2 separate regions of the Homo sapiens genome follow, and region 2 is linked to region 1. Evidence: chromatin loops called from intact Hi-C (ENCODE). Cell type or tissue: GM12878. All regions are shown on one strand. Links, peaks and the distances in the headings refer to the core of each region. The heading gives the core; the rest is flanking DNA. Region 1 has its middle 300 kb from the start of DAB1-AS1. Region 2 has its middle 210 kb from the start of DAB1-AS1.

Region 1 (9,749 bases), core at 709-8,708:
GGGTTGCACCCAAGGTACGTGGCGGCTGATGCTTTCTGCAAGACATTATATGTAAAGGTTGATTATTAGAACCCTGATTCTTTCCAGCAAGACACAGGTTAACTCACTGTGAGTTTAGCAGAAAAGGCATGCATATCCCCATTGCTCAGCTGAGGACACTAAGATTCAGGGTACCAAGGTCAGTTGTCCATGAACACAGCTGGTGAAGTTAGAGTTAAGGAGAGAAGGCAAGTCTCCATGCTCCACTATATTTCAATCTGTTTAGAGAATTCCCTTCTATCTACTAGAGACAAATTCCCTAGTCCTGAAGGAGGAAATAAAAGAAGATACCTTTTTTTTTTCTTAAAGAGTTCTTCCAAAGAGAAAAAGGCATTTCAAATACAAATGAACAAAAGTAAGCTATATTGCCACCTGCAGCCTCTGTGAGACCTAATGGCAGGTAGGAACAAGAGGGTCTGTGGTTTGAGGTAGAATCAGGGTCACTGTTCCCACTACCCTAGGCAGGTGCAGTTGCAGGTAGGCCAGGGGGTAAGGAGGGGTGGTAAGAGCTGTCACCCAGTCTGTCTGTCTCTGAATGGCTCTGGGAACTTCTCCTGGAGGGGAACGGTCTCAGTTCTATCAGAGAGTTTCAGCAGGTTTAAGAGCAGAGCAGAGTAGTTCCCTGTTACCGCAGGCTGCTCTGGATAAGGAAACAAACATTTTGGGGCCTCCTATCATGTACCTGGCATAGTTAGAGGAGCTGAGGATAGAGTAATGCCACTCAAGAAAAGCAAATCCTGTACAGAGGGCAATTAGGGAAAGCCTCTTCATGAAACTGATATTCAAAAGGCAACCTTTCATAGCATGAACTTGGGCTGAGTTGCAATTCCTATGGGGAACAGCCAGATACACACGGGCTGGGCCTCACCAGAACAAGTTTCCCTCCAACGATCTCAAACTACATCACTGAAAATCAGTCATGCTCTTACAATCCAAGTACAGCATTTGCTCTTAAATTCAAACCAATAGGCTACAAAAAAAAGTTGTATCACTTTGTTATAACATGGGTCCTACAGGCTTTAAATAATTTTGGGTACAATTTTGGGTACAGTTACCAGACTCAAGGAAAAAGCCTCTTTACAATAAAGCATGTGTTTGGAATACTGGGCCCCAAGACTCCTACCAATACCAATCCAGTGCTTCTTCTGCTATGTCACTAATATATGTTGAAGAATGGGAAGCAAATTAACAAGGCAGCTCCTGCCTTGAAAAAAATGCAGTCTAGTAGGTGGGCTAGTCACATGCACAACTAACCACAGTAGAAGGTAGGAAGTGCTGTAGTTGTACTGTATTACAGTTCTAAGCTGATGCAACGTAAGGAATACATAAGGGTCCATTGCCCATCTAGAAAAGATGTTATAACCTAGGCAGGAAGATGGGACACAAGTAGAAACGACTCTCACCAGCAAAGGTAGAACCACAACACACAAGGAGTCTCAAAGAATGGAGTCTTCCCCTTTGTTCATTTATTTAATAACATTTACTGAATGCCAGGTATTTAATTGGCACTGTGATAAACAAGTCAAGATCCTTGCCTTAGAGAGCGCAAGTTCAATTGAGAGTAAAGCCTTATAAACAGACATTCCCAATGCATATTCATGAACACATGCATACAGTAGCCTGGGAAGTGGAATAAAACGATTTTTATTTCTAGGACTTGGGAATGCCTTAAGATGAAGAAGAAAAGAGCTTGGGCTTTGCATTTTAGGCAACAGGAACAGGATTATTTGGAATCACAAAGGTTTGGAAGAACAAAGTGTTTTACAAAACTATATTGCAGCTGAAGCACTGGGTAAGTAATTGAGAGTAGTCGAAGACAGGCAATAACATGAGGTAACATTTAATCAGTACTTACTGAGTGCCAAATACTGTTCTGTGATTAAACATATATGTATATGTATATATTTAAAAGATATAGATACATGTTTTAAAGACATATATGTATATATATAATTTCTCAGTAATCATACAAGTAAATACTGTCATCATGCCCATTTCACAGAAAAGAAAACTGAGGTTCACTAACTTGTTCAAGGCCATTCAGTTAGTAAGTAGTAAAACTTGGCTATGAACTCCAGAATTCATTCCTTAACTACTGCATTGTCACCAAGAGCCTGGTTCAAGACTATTGACTTTATTACTTCTCGATGGAGACCCATTTAAGGCTTTTAAGCTAGGGAATGACATAGTCAGATTTACATTTTAGAAAGATTAGGCTGGCTGCAATATAAAGAATGGGATTTGAGGGGTACAAAAGCAACAACATGATAACCAATTAGGAGGCTTTGCAATGGTCCAGGGAAGAGAAGGGAGGAGGTAACAATAGGTACAGAGGGGCTGAGACAGGTTATTTAGGGGGAAGAGGTAACAATGTTCGGTGATAGATAGGATGTAGGGCATGAAAGAGAGGGAGGTATAAAGGATGATTCTTCAAAGTGCAGAATCAGCCTTGACAGGCAGATCTTGCCCTTAAAGTAACGGGAAAAGAGGATATTCTTATCATGCCAAAGGACAGTGCTATACGAGACTGACAACGATCCTGTCAAACCTCTGCACCCAGGTATATGAATTCAGAAGGCTGATCCAAATAATAGCTATTCTTAAGTCTCTGTCAGCCCACAGCAACCTTGTTTTCTTTTTTTTCTCTATTCTTTTTTTCCTTCTGTTACTCATTTCCTCCCCACCTTCCTTTCTGCCTTTCTTTTTCTTTTAAATAAGTATAATTACATCAGTTTTCATTGTAAAATAACCTGTGCACATACAGAAAATTCAAGCAATTCAGAAAAACGCAAAGAGACTAGAAGTTTCCTAAAATCCCACCTCCTTGAACACCTTAGCGAAGGTCTTTCCAGGCATTCATAATTGCACAGCATACACAAACACATTCACAAACACTCACACTGAAACTCTACTTTTTTATTTTGGAAACCTGTTTTATTTTTCAATTATTCTGTTACAGAAATCTTTTAAAGTCAATGAATATGGATGTAAGTCATCTTATTTAGTGGCTAGGTGGTATACATTGTATGTATACATTATAATAAGGAATATGTGTACATTGCCTGTATACATTATAGTCTATTACAAAAATGGATTCAGCTGCTGCCAAGGGAAGGAATTGCAGCTGCCAAAGTGAAGAAGTATGTCTATACCTAGACTCTAGGTCAGTGGTTCTAAACCAGGGGCGATTTTGCCCTCCAGGGAACATTTGGCAATGTCTGAAGACAGTCTTAATTGTCACAACTGAGGGATTGGTACTACAATTTAGTAGGTAGAGGACAGGGTGCTGCTAAACATCCTACAACACACGAGACACCATCCCCCAAGAAAGAATGACTCAGTCCAAAATGCCAAAGTGGAGAAACCTATTCTAAGTTAGCCCTGCGAAAACCGGGAAGCAAACCAGGAGCAAGTCCTGCCTGGCCCTATCCAGTCATGGAGTCTCCCTCTAGCACCCTCTACTGGCAGAGCCTAAGAGGGAGCCAGTGGACAAAGATAAAAATTTCATCACGAAGTTAAGAACAAAAGGATAGCGTTGTAACTAAGTGCCAATAACTTAGTAACTGGCACAAACATTGCAGGTCCGGTTCTCAGAGCAAGCAATGACATGACGGTAGATATGGGAATGACATTTGAGAGAAAGACTCAGTAGCCAGGAGTGCGTGAAGCAAAGCAAAACCTATTACAAGTTCCAGGAATAGCCAAGTGAAGAGATAGACAAATCCTCTCTCTCCACAACATCTATAAAGCTGGACAAAATTAGCAAAATCAACCATCCCAGAGTTGGAAGTTGAACAACAGCATATAACGACCTGAGAAACATTTATGTTTGAAAATCTGCTGAACTTTGGGTCAGAACAGGGGGAATCTGGTGCCTGCTTGCCTGGGACTGAACTCCTTCCCAATCCATATGGAAGCTCGAAGAGGGCAGGATGAGCCTAAAGACCACAACTTTTCTGCCAGGTAAATGTGGACTCACCAGGCTCAAAAAGGTGGGAGATGCCCATGCTCAAGTGTATTTTCAGCAGAAGTGATGACCCAAGGCAGCCAGCAGTGAGGGTCAATAACTCCACTGGTCTGACAGAGACGTATTCCTGCCTGAGGCTGCTCATCTGGCATAAGCTGTTCACACACTCCTGGCTGATCTTGAGGCTGAGAACATGCACATAGCTCACAAGAAAAAGCACAGTGTAAATTCAAAGCCAGAACAGCTTTGAAAAATACCCAAACTTTTAATATGCTTTTCTACCCACACATAGTTCCAAGAAAGTCTTACTAGCTTGAAGTATTTGAACACAACCTCTGTCCACTCTGACTGCTGAGCTATGCAAACACGTGGCAACCCTTAGGCTTAAAAATAAAAACATGAGTGAAAAAAGCAAAACTAAGTGGAGACATCATCAGCCATGCACTGTGTGGGGAGGGTAATGAATTTCACAGATTTAGCCCATGAAAGCTACTAAACAACTCAAGAGAGCTCAGCTTAAAAAAAAAAAAAAAAAAAAAGATGAGTGATCAAAGGTCAGAAGAGCTCCTTTTCTAAATTCCAAATCTCATATTCACTTTTAAGGCTTTACATCACATCTCCAAGCAATAGTGGATACAGATAACTTTATTTCCACTTAAGTTCTCTATTTTGCAAAGTTGGCTTGGGAGATACTGAAATCAGTGGTGAGTATGTGTCAGCAAAGAACATATCAAAATAGCTGATGGTATTTCTTCAAAAACATCTCTCTGATCTGAAGTATAGATGAGCACATCCACTCAGAACAGGCATTTAATGCAAAGGCTTTTCCAGTCGGCTCTGATTTTTCAAAGCCCTTCTGAGTTTTATAGCTTATAATAGCATCCTTTTTTAAAAAATGAAATCTGAACAATTATTAAAATGTAGCATGCCAATGAAGGAAAAATTGATGTGATTCTCATGCACACATGATAACACATTACGAAATGCTACCAGTGAGATGAGTGTTGGGACAACCAGGATGTGGCTGCAGCCTTAGGCCTGGACACTACCTCCAGTTCTCTAACACAATAGAATAAAACAAAAAGGAAGAGTCCTCAATAATAAGCTATCCCACCCTTTATTAAATGCAAGAATCCCCTCCACTATATCCTCATGAGCTCCTTTCAGCATCTGCTTAACATATATAATGAATACAGAAGATTACTTTAGAATAGGGGTTAGGTCTGGGGTTATATCTATTTGGTAGATGTATTTCATTTGGCTAACATTTAAAAAAATGTTAGCAATATTTTAAAATTAGGAAATGTCACACAAAAACTTGATTTTCTAACTTTTAAAGGAAGCATAGTTCTGGCCACTCTAGGCCCCATTTCCACATGGAAACAAAATGAGACTGATTAACAAATGCTCCTTTTGAAAGGGGCCCGGACCCCCTAGCTCACCAAGGTCCTGACCACTGCCTAATGCCCATAGGACCACATTAATCGCCACATTCACACTGTTGCTTTTTCTTGAAGTAAAGACAGACAGATGTGTCCCAGAACTCTCTCCACTGAGGGGAAGTGAAAGGCAGACTGAACCTGCTCTGGTTTTCTACATCAAGATTACTCACCAAGTGCCTGGCCCGGAGGGATGTGAGAGTGTGACCCCACTGTGTGAGGAACCCTCAAGGACCTCCTTCCCATTAGTCACCTCTCTCCATCTGTTTGCCATATAATTCCTGCAAACCTCCCCGATTCTCTGTACATCCTTTTATCAGTCTGCAAAAGGAGGCTCTCTTCTCGGTCCTCGCTCCCTCTACCTGACAGGAATGCCTTAGAAGCCACTTGATAACATCTGCAAAAGGGCGGCGAGCTTCCCATATGTAAGTAGATACAACAGAGCATGCATGTTACCATGTTGAGTGTTATTAAAGTTGCTTATCTACCTCCAAGTGACACTCTCATATAAGTGGCTAGCAACTCATGTTCAGATAATGCTAAGCAGTATTCCAAGCCTAGACCACAGGATAGACCTATAAACCAACTAAAATTTTGTAGAGAAAATCCCAGAGTGGGCAGAGGTTTTGGGGATCAGTGAAGAATAAGAGGAAAGAGAACTCTGTTTTAACCACTGTTGTAAAGATAAGAAATGGGCAGACAGGAGGTCCTGGATCTGGAAGACTATGTTGCTGTCATTGATTGTGGGCTTACTGTATGCTACACATCTTATGTGTGTGGCCTCATTTAATTCTTTGTAAAACTCCATGAGATAGCTGTTGTTGTTTTCAGTTCACCATGAAGAGCCTGAGCCTTAGAGAGACTAAGTAATGTTTTTAAGGACACATGGTTAGTAAGTAAGTGGAAAGACCAGGGTTCAGCTTCAGGGCCTGGATTCTTAATTGCTATGCAATTTTGCCTCTCTGTACTTAAAGAGGAAGAGAAGAAGTCACATTTATTAATCAATGACTATACATCAAGCTAGATATGATTTTGTATTTTTAAAGCTCTATTGAGATATAATCTACACACTGTAAAATTTACTGGTTTTAAGTGTACAATTCCAAGATTTTCAGTAAATTTACATAACCGTGCAACTATCACTGCAATCTAGTTTTAGAACATTATCGCCACCCCAAAAAGATGCCTGTGTCTGTTTGTAGTCAATCCCTGTTCCCACGCTAAGCTCCAGGCAACCACTAATCTACCTTCTGTCTCTATAGACTTGTTTTCCCAGATATTTGTTACAAATAGAATTGTATGTGATGTTTTGCATCTGGCTTACTTATTTAGCATAATATTTTTGAGGTTCATCAACATTTCAGTATTATTAGTATTTCATTACATTTTATTCCACTGCCTGGGTATACTATATTTGTATATCCTTTCACCACTACGTGAACATTTGAAGTGTTTCCACTTCCTTGGATACTATCAATAATGCTGCCACGTGCATTCCCAAACAAGTCTTTCAGGGACACATGTTTTCCTATATGTTTTCATATAGGCAAATCATGTTTTCATGATATCTGTGAGTAGAGTTGCTGGGTTATATGGTAAACTCATGTTTAACATTTTTTGTTGTTGTTTTTGTTTGTTCGTTTTTTTTTTTTTTTAATTTGAGACAGGGTCTTGCTCTGTCACCCAGGCTGGAGTGTAGTGACATCATCACTGCAACCTCCGCCCCCCAGGTTCAAGTGATTCTCATGCCTCAGCCTCGAGAGTAGCTGGAATTACAGTTGTGCACCACCATGGGCTGGCTAATTTTTGTGCTTTTAGTAGAGATGGGGTTTCACCATGTTGACCAGGCTGGTCTCGAACTTCTGGCCTCAAGAAATCCACGCACCTTGGCCTCCTAAAAGTGCTAGGAATATAGGTATGAGCCATTGCACTCAGCCAACTATTAAAAAAAAAAAAAGCTGCCAAATTGCTGCCATAATGGCTGTATCATTTTACATTTTCACTAGCATTATATGAAACAATGTGTATTTCAGTTTCTGTATATCCTAATGAGAGGTGAAGCCAGCTGGGCTTCTGGGTCAGGTGGGGACTTGGAAAACTTTTGTGTCTAGCTAAAGGATTGTAAATGCACCAATCAGCACTCTGTAAAAATGCACCAATCAGTGCTCTTTGTCTAGCTAAAGGATTGTAAATGCACCAATCAGCACTCTGTGTCTAGCTAAAGGATTGTAAATGCACCAATCAGCACTCTGTAAAAATGCACCAATCAGTGTTCTGTGTCTAGCTAAAGGATTGTAAATGCACCAATCAGCACTCTGTAAAAACGCACCAATCAGCACTCTGTGTCTAGCTAAAGGATTGTAAATGCACCAATCAGCACTCTGTAAAATGGATCAATCAGCAGGATGTGGGCAGGGTCAAATAAGGGAATAAAAGCTGGCCACCCAAGCCAGCAGTGGCAACCTGCTTGGGTCCCCTTCCACGCTATGGAAGCTTTGTTCTTTCACTCTTCACAACAAATCTTGCTGCTGCTCACTCTTTGGGTCCGCATTACTTTTATGAGCTGTAACACTCACCACGAGGGTCTGCGGCTTCATTCCTGAAGTCAGTGAAACCACGAACCCACCAGGAGGAATAAACAACTCCGGACGCACCACCTTTAAGAGTTGTAACACTCACGGCAAAGGTCTGTGGCTTCACTCCTGAAGTCAACAAGACCATGAACCCGCCAGAAGGAAGAAACTCCAGACACATCTGAACATCTGAAGGAACAAACTCTGGACACACCAACTTTAAGAACTGTAACACTCACTGTGAGGGTCCACAGCTTCATTCTTGAAGTCAGCGAGACAAAGAACCCACTGGAAGGAACCAATTCTGGACACATTTTGGCAACCCAGATGGGACTATCGACTATCGCCAAGTGGTGAGAACCACTGGACCCCTTTCACTTGCTATTCTGTCCTATTTTTCCTTAGAATTCAGGGGCTAAATACCGGGCACCTGTCAGCCAGTTAAAAGAGACTAGCACAGCTGCCAGATTAAAGACATGGGTAACAGGCTTTCTGGGAAAGAGCTCTCTAACAATCCCCAGCTCTTCAGAGTTGGGAGCGCTGGTTTGCCTGGAAGCAGCTTCCGCTTTTCCTTTACTTCTGGGCTGAGCCAAGGGTCGACAGAGAGGAAAGCCATTCAGCTCTGGGGTCCCAACAACAAGCTGGTTGACCCTGTGGCCATGAGCGGAACTCTCAAAGTCATGTCACCCAAGCGAAACTTGCCCGTCTATGCTATCTATCCTGACACTTGCCTCCTGGGTCCTAATGCCTGTCAGACAAACTTCCTCTCGTCTCTCTTCTCTGAGGCTAGTCCCACTTCTAAAAACCACTCCCTGTCTCTGGTGCTTTTCTAGTTTCTCCTATGATTTCTAGTATAAACTCCAGGACTCTATTCCCTTCTTTAGGTACACGGGCTCACCAAGCAGAAAGACATAATTTTTGCCCAAAGCCCCATCATAGGGGAGACTACCTGGAATTTTAGGATCCCTCCTCAGAGAAGTAGGCCTAACAAAAGCTATTCCTGAAGCTAGGATATGGGGAGCTTCAGAAATGACATCCTTCCTATTCAAGTGAGGACAAAAGGTGTCACTCTTCCTACCCTGGAGATCCCTTCTCTCCCTCAGGGTATGGACCTCCACTTCATTTTTGGGGCATAACATCTTTATAGGACATGGGTAAAGTCCCAATACTAACATGACAATGCTTAGGACTCTAACAGGTTTTCAAGAATGCATCAATAAGGGCCACTAAATCCGATTTTTCTCGGTCCTCTTTGTGGTCTAGGAGGACAGGCAAGGTTGCAGGTTTTCGAGAATGCATTGGTAAGGGCCACTAAATCTGACATTCCTTGGTCCTCCTTGCAGTCTAGGAGGAAAACTAGTGTTTCTGCTGCTACGTTGATGAGTGCAACTATTCTGATCAGCAGGGTCCAGCAACTGCTGCAGGTTCTTGGGCCAGAGGTGTTTCTGCTGCTGTGTCAGTGAGCACAACTATTCCAATCAGCAGGGTCCAGGGACCGTTGCAGGTTCTTGGGCAAGAGGCATTTCTGCTGCTGCATCAGTGAGCACAACTATTCTGATCAGCAGGGTCCAGGGACCATTGTGGGTTCTTGGGTAAGAGGTGTTTCTGCTGCTGTGTTGATGAGCACAACTATTCCGATCAGCAGGGTCCAGGGACCATTGTGGGTTCTTGGGCAGGGGGAGAAACAAACAAACCAAAACCACGTGTGGTTTTGTCTTTCAAATGGGAAAC
Region 2 (9,749 bases), core at 479-8,478, 99 kb before region 1:
AACAAAGTGCCACAAACCGGGCGACTTCAACAATAGCATTTACTGCCTCACAGTTGAGGAGCTAGAAGTCCAAGATCAAGGTGTTGGCAGGGCTATTTCCTTCTGAGGGCTGTGAGATGAATCCGTTCCAGGCTTCTCCTCTAGCTTCTTACAGTTTTCTGGTGACCTTTGGCACTGCTTGGCTTTTAGAAGAGTCATACTGATCTCTGCCTTCGTCTTCACATGGCCCTGTGTCTGTCTGTCCAAATTTTCCCTTTTTACAGGGACACCACTTATACTGGATTAGAACCACCCCCCAACAATGGCTTCTCTTAACTAACTCTATCTGCAATGACCCTATTCCCAAATAAAGTCACATTCTAAGGCACCGAATGTTAGGACTTCAACATATAAATTTGGGGTGAGAGGAGGGGTACAACTCCACCCATAACATTCTCTAAGGCTGTTCTCTTCTCAGTAGAGTGAGGGTAATAAAGGCTGATAAAGCTTTAGTATCCCCATAGGGTTTATTGCACCCCATAGGGTTGTGTGACAGTTAAATGAGGTAGGGAATGTAACTACCTGACAAAGAGCAGGTATCAGGAAATGTGATTTCCTTTCCCCAAGATGGAGAGAGACTCCTTTTCCATGTAGTTAATCTGCTATCCGCAAATTAACTGAGCTTAGTATCTACCCTAACATGCCCCTAGTAGGAATTTAAAGGTCATTTAACCTAACCTCCATTTCAAATAGTAAGGAAACTGAGGCCCCAAAAAATCATTTTGCTGATTTAATGACTAGCCTTGGGCTAGAACTAATTTTTCTCCTTGGAATAAGAAGCCATTTAATCCAGGGAACATTCTCTGTATTAAAATATCCTATATATAGCTCCTCACTGCCCTCCAATAACACTCGCAGTTTGTCTTATGTAGCATAAGTGGTCTTTCTCAAACCTTCCCCATAGCCATCACCTTGTTCAGGCAGGGATAACTTATGGCACTAGACAGTTGAGGAAACAGAGGCTCAGAAAGCTACAGGGCTTGGTAGAGGTCACAGACCTCATAAGTAGTAAGACAAGAATTATAGTGCAAGTCTCACTACAGCTTTGCCAGGGCTTTCTCCTCTATTGCATGGTTTTATATGTGGGTCTTGGTTACCTTCAAATGGTAGAATCCCATGCAAGATTCAAGGAGGGCTTCTTGGGAAGGCCCTGGCCACCTGCCTCTGCTATTCCAGCTTCCAAGACCTTCCATACAACTATCCTTGCTTCCTCTTTGAAACATCCATTTTTCATCTTGCTGCTCTGCTGCTCCACAGAGTCCACAGTCACAGAGCAAGGCATGGGGAGACATGGCAAGCTCCCCAGGTTCTGTTCCTGGTGCAGAGTGAGGACACTCACTACGGTGCCAGGAGTTCCAGCCCTGATGCTCCGTCAGGTGAGGAATTTGATGGAGGGCCTACCTAGTCACCCAGATGGCTTTCTGCTTTGAGAAAGTTTCTCAGCCCTGAGATGAGTAGATACTACACACCATGCTCGCCCTCACACAGATGCGTCTGAAGGAACATGCACCAGGATCTGGGTGAGTCATTTGCAAGAAATGTCAAGAAAGCACACAATGAGACAATTGCATGTGAACATGGATGACTGATAGAGCTGAAAAGTCAGAGAAGGCCAGAGCCAAACTCAGCATATGAACTAATAACTCTGATTTATCAACCAACTTATTTATTCATTCATTCATGCAACAAGTACTGATTGAGGGATTACCATGTGCAAAGCACTCAGCTAGGCACTGCTCAGGAATAAGCAAGGCAACATTGTCCTCACTACCTGGGGCTCTCTGGTCCTTCACCACAGAATGTCCGAAGAGGCCCATTCCATTGGCACCAAAAGGCTTGTTTTAGGGATAGAAAAGAACAAAATAATTACAGAAAATAAGGCAAGCAGCAGAGCCTTTTGGCTGCTCTGGGGTCACAGTGCTGTAAATAACAGAATGTTAAAATGGCCTTGGGGTACAATAACTGAAGAGGGGTGTGAGTCATTTCGTGACGCAAGAAAAAAAATGACACCTTTACAACAGCTGCAAATTAGCCTTGCTATAGGAAAAAATCAGAGGAAATGTTTCACAGGAGCAAGGATCCTTGCTCATAACAACCTTTCAGAGAGGACTCTGTAGACCAGAAGCACCAGAACCTAAAGTCCAGTGTATAGCCCGGGCCCCCACACTTGGCACAGACTCAGCCTATGGTAGACAGAATTAAGCTCATGGAGTAGAAAGAGTGTCTATTTAGAAATCAGAGAGCTTGAAGCCTAGCATCTATCAAGCCCCTTGCAAGCTAGAGATCTTGGCCAAGCAACTGGGTGTCTCAGAGCCCTGAGTTTTTATCTGTAAAATGGGCATATTCACAACAAAAAACACTGACAGCCCACTATGTGGTCTCTGTGCTTTCCCTGCATTATCTTGCCTAGTCCACAATTTAACCCTATGAAGTAGGTCCTAGATCATCGCTATATTTCACAATGGGAAAGCCGCAGGTGGATAGCCCAAGCCAATTGCCATTTCTACAGCTGCTAAGTGGAAAAGACAAAACTGGTGCTCTATAGCCTGAACCCTTAACACCTTTAACAATAATAATAACTGATTCCCAGTGAGAAAGTGAGGAATACATGAAATTGCATGTGTAAAAGCATTTGTTGAAAATCAAAAAGTATTGCATACAGATGAGGGTGTTTATTATTTCTTCCCTCCATGGGCATGAATAGACTTACAATAAGCCAAAGAAATTTCATTTTAAATCCTACTCTCCCTTTATTCCTCAACTGTTACAGTAAAATGAGGGGCTGGGGATTTGGAGAAACAGTCAGGAGCCAAGGAACCAGCTATAGAGATATGAGATAGGGAAGAAAGAACCACGGGGCCTCGTAGCGCACATAATTTGCAAGCTGATGTACAAACTATTTGCTGGGACCAATTACTCTCATCTTAATTAATGAACACACAACCCACAATCTGTCTGAGAAATGTGAAAAAATATGGCATGTGTTTAGAGGCTGCAGTGTGCCAGCCACCAGATCTGGAAGCACCTTCCTCAGACTGCTGGGCTGGGAGTCACCATGGAGACCACGTTTTAGCATCCTAATGACACTGAAATTCAGTTCAAACCAGCTCTTCGAAGTGCCCATGTGAAGTGCTTGCTGTGTGGCTGGCCTTGGGTTAGGCGCTGTGGAGTGCTCAGAATAAAGGCAGCCCACTCCCTGCCCTAGAGGACGAAGGAGGAAGGATTGCTCGTCAACCCACCAGCCTTGATTTTGTGCCTCCAGTCTACTCAGTGCGGTGCCTGGCACTGCAGGGGACTCCAAGGCTGAGGCCACAGACTTGCATTCCAGGCATTTAACTTGGACAGTTGGTAATGACCATAGATAAATTTTTTTATTTATTTATGTATTTATTTATGTATTTATGTATTTATTTATTTATTTATTTTGAGACGGAATCTCGCTCTGTCACCCAGGCTGGAGTGCAGTGGCGTGATCTCGGCTCACTGCAAGCTCCGCCTCCCGGGTTCACGCCATTCTTCTGCCTCAGACTCTCCGAGTAGCAGGGACTACAGGCGCCCGCCACCACGCCCGGCTAATTTTTTGTATTTTTAGTAGGGACGGGGTTTCACCGTGGTCTCAATCTCCTGACCTCGTGATCCGCCCACCTCGGCCTCCCAAAATGCTGGGATTACAAGCGTGAGCCACCGCGCCCGGCCAACAATAGATAAATTTGCTGAGGGCTTATTCTGAGTTGGGTACTATGCTACCTAAGCCAGTTGCATATATTATCTCATTTTATCCTCACAACAACCCCATGAATGAATTGACTATTAACTGCTAAAATTTATTGAGCACTTACCCTGTGCTATGCATGCCCTAGGCCAAGCACTGATAGTTTCCAGGATTTAAAAGCTTGGGCAAGATCACTGGTTAGCAAGTATCACAATCAGGATTTGAATCCAGGATGTTTAGCTTCAAATGCAGGGTGAATTTAACCATTATATTATAGTACATTAATTCAACTGATACTTATTGAATGCCTTTGAGGAAGATAAGAATCTTATATTTTAGCAAATTTCAAGTATACAATACAGTATTATTGACTATAGTCAACATGCCATACAAGTATACCTTAATAAAACTGGATTTTTTAAAAAAGAGTCTAAAATAAAAGACTTATATTTTAGTAAAGGGAACTGGGTGTGAGGGGAAACAAGCAATCAACAAATTCAGTTCATGACAGACTCTGATTTGTACTGAAAAGAAAATGTACTTCATGAGTCGATACAAAGGGTGAGAATGGAACAACATGGTCCCCTCCCAGCGGAGAGTGCGCAGTGGCCATGGTCAAGTTGGCGGGCTCCCCTGAAGCAGACACCAAGACAGAGTAGTATGCAGGATGTGTATTAGGATGCGTGGTGATTTTGGAATCTACATCTGTGGAGGGGGAAAAGGAAGCAGGGGTCAGCAGAGGGAGATGTCGAGCTGCAGTGTAGGCCAGGGACAGTCTTGGCCAACCCTGAGGGAGTCCTGGAGCTTGAACAGTCATGCAGACTTGTCCTGACCTGATAACCTCCACATCAACAAGTTATTGGATGAAGGCTATCAGAGGAAGGATCTGACCTTGGGCAAGGCAGCTCCCTGTAGCCGAGGCAATCCCAGGGAAGGTTAGCAAGTGCAAGCTGTCTGCCCACTGCACTCTCAGAGGCTGGACCAACAAGTACCATCTTGAAGGGATTTCTTGATGGCACCTCACAGTGTCCACCACAAGGGTGATGGTAGAGGAATCTCTGAGGCAGTGACAACTAAGCTGATTCCTAAATAAGATGGGGAAGAGCAAGTGATGAAAGAGGCTCAAAGCAGCCTACACAGGGGGACATCTCTTCCAGGAGTGGACAAAAGGCAGATCCTCAAAACAACAAATGAATAACATGAGACACTGTGATACAGAAAAGGAAGTGGACACAATTCCAGTGTTAAACACACCAGCCAGGGGTAGGGGAAATCATGAGGAATGGGAGTATTTATTCAGCATGGCCTGTGGTTTGGGGTTGGGAAGAGAGATTGATTTGTTAGGCTTAAAACTCTCATAAACTTTTTTATGTTATAATAATCCTATGGATTTAATTAACCAAAACCACTCCCAATCAACAGAGTGTGTGGCTGTTAACAATAATAATAATTGCAAAAGAACATTAACATTATGCCAGGCCCTGTTCTAAGTGCTTTGTTTATATTAATTCTCATAATCTCACAACCATACGAAGTAGGTGTTATTTTACAGATGAAGAAACTGAGGCACAAAAAGATTGAGTAACTTGGCCAAGGTTGCATAATGAGTAAGAAGTAGAGCCAGGCTTCAAATTCAGGCATCTGGGCTCTCGGGTGGCACCTCTGACTATTGCACTGTGCTGCTGCCCCAGGTGCAAATCCCTGGCTGTATTAATAGAGGCAGAGTCCAGCTCCAGGTGCAAGAGTCTTGCTCCTCAGATACCATGAGACACTGGAATCACTTCTTTTTTGCCTGTCCGTTTTCCACCTTGCAGTCAGAGTGATCTTTTCAAAACAAAATTGAATGACATCTTTCTCTGCTGAATACCTTCAGCGACTCTACATTTCACAGGCTAAACTCATCTGGCACTCAGGGCTCTGCAGGGCCTGCTCCGGCCTCGCCATTCTCCTTGTATCCCAACACCTCCTCAGAGCCTTTGCTCATGCTGTTCTCTTCACCTGGAGTGTTTTCTCCCTCATCTCTGCTCCCCATCAGAATAGCTAATTCCTCTCATTCCACAAGCATCAGACCCTCTTGTTATTCTCTCCTATTACACACTTCCTTTTTCCTTTACAGCACTGAATATAATGTTAGTTCCTTATTTGAGTGACTAAAATCACAAATTAAATCAACAATGGTGTAATTCATTGTTTAATGTCTATTTTCCTGCTACAATGTAACTATGACGAGGAGAGGGACTCCCACGGCCTAGCCCAGTGCCTGGCATAGATGAGGCATTCGTCTAATGCTGTGGAATGCAAGAGTGAATGAATGAGCTTCTCTGATAAAGCACGTTTGTTCTGAAGAGGGAGGTCAGAGTAACTACCAGCTCTGACACCCAGGTTTCTCACCTGCAAACAATGAGATCTCCTTACATAGTTCTTGTGTGGTTAAGCATTAATGTGTGTAAAACACCTACCACAGATTCCAGGAACTAGCAGCCCATCAGTAATTGGTATCTATAATGAATCTATCTATAATATTTTGTTAGGACCATTTCAAAAAAAGTAAGGGAGACAGAGTCTATGGGTTAAGAGTGAAGTAACTGGTATCTATAATCAATCTATCTATATTATTTTGTTAGGAACATTTTAAAAAAGTACAGGAGATACAGTCTATGGGATAAGAGTGAAAATTCTGTAGCCAACACTCTAGAGTCAAATCCTAGCCATACGTATACTAGCTGGGTTTACTGCCATCTCCTTATAGGCCTCAACCAGTTCATCTGTACAATGAGTGGGGGGTAATGAGTGTTCCATACACATGCAGCTGTTGTATTGGGGATAATGAGTGTTCCATACACATAAGCTGCTGTATTAAAACAAACAAATAAAGCATTTAGGACAGTGCCTTGCACATAATAATCTTTATCTCAACAAATTTTATATACTATTGTCACAAACAGTAAGATAGTATGGAGAATTTAAAGACAGTCTTAGCCAGAAGGAAAGAAGATGAGAGGACAGGAATACAGTTCTCAAACATTTGAAGTGGAGATGCTGAGGAGAGGGACAAGTTTTCTATGTGAGACTCCAAAGAAGGTAAAATTCAGGGAAGGCTCACATTGGGTCCGTGAAGAGCACTAGTGCAGATGAGATGCCAGACAAAACAGGAAGTATCCTGGCACATAGAGGCTGGCAGCCAGGGGTGAAGTGGAGGAAACTGGGTGGAAGGTTGCAGGAGAAACCCTTAAGGGTCCTTGCATCTCTATCGTTCTGAGGTAGGAGGCTTCTATAATGCTTTTGAATTCCACGCAGTAGTGTTTTCTTTCTTTAATTCACCTATATATAGCGGGGAAAAGGATGCATTCATTCACTATTTGTCAGGAACATAGCAAAGCTCAAAAAGATGTCTGTTTGGATTTCTGGAACATTTCAGAACCTCAAAAGAAAGATTATAGGTTAAAAGCACCATGATCGCCTGGGCATGGTGGCTCACGCCTGTAATCCCAGCACTTTGGGGGGCAGAGGCGGGCGGATCACGAGGTCAGGAGATCGAGACCATCCTGGCTAACACGGTGAAACCCCATCTCTACTAATAATACAAAAAAATTAGCTGGGTGTGGTGGTGGGGGCCTGTAGTCCCAGCTACTCGGGAGGCTGAGGCAGGATAATGGCGTGAATCTGGGAGGCAGAGCTTGCAGTGAGCTGAGATTGCACCACTGCACTCCAGCCTGGGCAACAGAGTGAGACTCCATCTCAAAAAAAAAAAAAAACCAAAAAAAAAAAAGAAAGCATCATTATCTCTGACTCTTGGGTCCAATGTTCTTCCAAATTAGTATGAGAATGAGTGGGAATGAAGAAAGGCAAACTGCACCTCTAATGTGTTCACTACTGTCACTTACGCTTGGTGTGACACACAACACCACAGTCTCCTTGGGCTTCACGAGGCTTTCAGGGCTCTGACCCTGGAGGGCTGGGTGTGCAGAGTCCATCCTTGTTGCATTAGAAGAGCACACAAAGACATGTTGAAGGAGGCTATTCTGGTAGGCTCGGACATGCTATATGACGGCTTTGTCAAAGAGTAATATGCTCTTATGTGCATCACTCCACAGTACATAATACACAGTCTCATTCCATGTAGACTTCAAAATAATTCCATGACATAACTTTTCATTCACTCACTAAATTATCCAACATGCGTTTGTTGAGCACTTACATCTATTGCCTGCTTACTGTATACCAGGCACTGTTTTAGGTGCTCACCAAACTTACCCTCTTAACCTCATACTTGAAGAAACAGACACAGAGATTAAGTTTGTCCAAGGCTTCCAACCGAGGCACCGTCCTCTAAAACAACAGTACTTACTGTCCTGATTTAATAATAATGATGAATAATTAATTTTGTCTACCATAATTAGCATAAATAACAAGAATTGTAACTATCCTTTGTACTTTACGGCGTACCAAGAATACATACATAACCAATCCTATGCACTGTGGCGGGCAATTGTCCCTATTTTAAAAATAAACATGCTAAGGCCCAGAGAGGTTAATTAACAAGCCCCAGTTCACCCAGACAGCGAGTAGACAGAGGAGTCTGCTCTGTGACTGTCACTGTCTGTCCCTCAATGCATGTTCAGCACAACACACCTAATATCAATAATTAGTGTCTCCATGTTGAAATGATATCTTATGTAATACATCCATTATTTAATTTGATCTCTCCACGAACCCAATGAGATAAAAAGCATTATCCCCATTTCAGAGCTGAGGAAACTGAGGCTCAAAAAGTTGTCAACATGTACTAGATATGTGGAGGGCTTGAGTCAGGCTTCAAACCCACATTTTCTTATTCCAACACCTATGCTTTTTTCATTAACCTTCCCTGCCAAATATTCACCTATAATGCCTCTTGCGGAGACATAGAAAGCTGCTGCCCTTGCCCACAGAGTCAGTGCCCCAGGCATTCTCTTTCTCTTCCTTTCAGCTATCCCAGCCCAGAGATTTTGGGGAAGCAGCATGGAGAGAAGCTCATGCCTTGCTCAATACTAGGCCAGGCACTTGGGGACCCAACCATCAGGGAGCTGACACAATTTCAGATGCTTGCTGCCCTAATTATTTGATGATCTGTCATCACAGAGATAGAACTGTGATGCGGGGAGTGGCATTCTGCTTTTGCCTAGGCAAAAGAAAGACAGCTAAAAATGCTTCAGTTTCAGTTTACAGAAGAGAAATCTCCACCAAAGTCTATGATCAATCCCAAATATTGGTTCAGAAAGAAGGATGGAAGGGAATTGGGCAGTTGTGGAGCATCTACTGTGTGCCAGACATCATGCTGGCAAAGATGTCACACAGTACATGGATTTGCTGGTTTGGTCATCACAACAACCCCATGAGAGAGGGATACATACTTGCGATTTGTAGGTGAGGAAGCTAAGGATAGTAGTGGTGGATGAGCCAGACACCTGGGGCAGGAGCGGGGCAAGAATCTCAGTCTTACTTCTGCAGAAGTCACATAATGGCTTTAACCAGGAGCATGATTTAGTTGGAACTGTGTTCTAGAAATATTCCTCTGCTGCAGTGAACTGAGTTCATTTGAGAAGGTAAAGACTGGAGGCAAAGGAGGATGAAGTACATTGTGTGAGATGGGATGCAGGCCTGTGGCTAGGATAGGCATGCGAGGAGTGGCTAGACTCGGGACTCATCAGGATGCTGAATCCGCATCTCTAGAAGGCCAATGGAGGCCCAGAAGCAGGACAGGAGTGAGGAGGAGGCAAGGTCACAGTCAGGCTGGAACATGGGTCTCTGGCCTGTGTGACCGGATGAATGGAGCTGCTGCAAGCTGGTGTAGGAAGGCAGGCTCAAGGGCACAGATGTTGAATTAAGTGTGGAAATGTTGAGTGTCAGGTGCCTGAGAGTGATCCAGGTGGAGACGCCCAGTTCACAAGTTTCCCCTGGAGCTCAGGAGAGAGCCTGGACCATAGAGAAGCTGCCAGAAGAGACTTGGTGGTTGCAG

The links. Hi-C counts contacts between places; a loop is a spot of excess contacts. Peaks named below come from ENCODE experiments on the same cell type or tissue, not always from the same donor. Only the 100,000 strongest peaks of a DNase experiment are listed, where the experiment ranks them.
Region 2: it touches region 1 in a loop (9-fold over the local background); 7 of 110 quality-filtered maps call a loop at or near these places.

The regions. Positions count from the first base shown.
Region 1 is chr1:58,159,666-58,169,414 of GRCh38, forward strand. It overlaps a transcript of DAB1 not described here. Among named protein-coding and RNA genes, the nearest start is that of DAB1-AS1, 300 kb to the left of the region's middle. RefSeq lists an enhancer at 9,483-9,749. In GM12878, for the core only: a CTCF peak has its summit at 3,497 (motif pointing left); a DNase peak (open chromatin) is centred at 5,588.
Region 2 is chr1:58,061,275-58,071,023 of GRCh38, forward strand. It overlaps a transcript of DAB1 not described here. Among named protein-coding and RNA genes, the nearest start is that of DAB1-AS1, 210 kb to the left of the region's middle. RefSeq lists an enhancer at 3,153-3,654. In GM12878, for the core only: a CTCF peak has its summit at 4,499 (motif pointing right); a DNase peak (open chromatin) is centred at 4,471.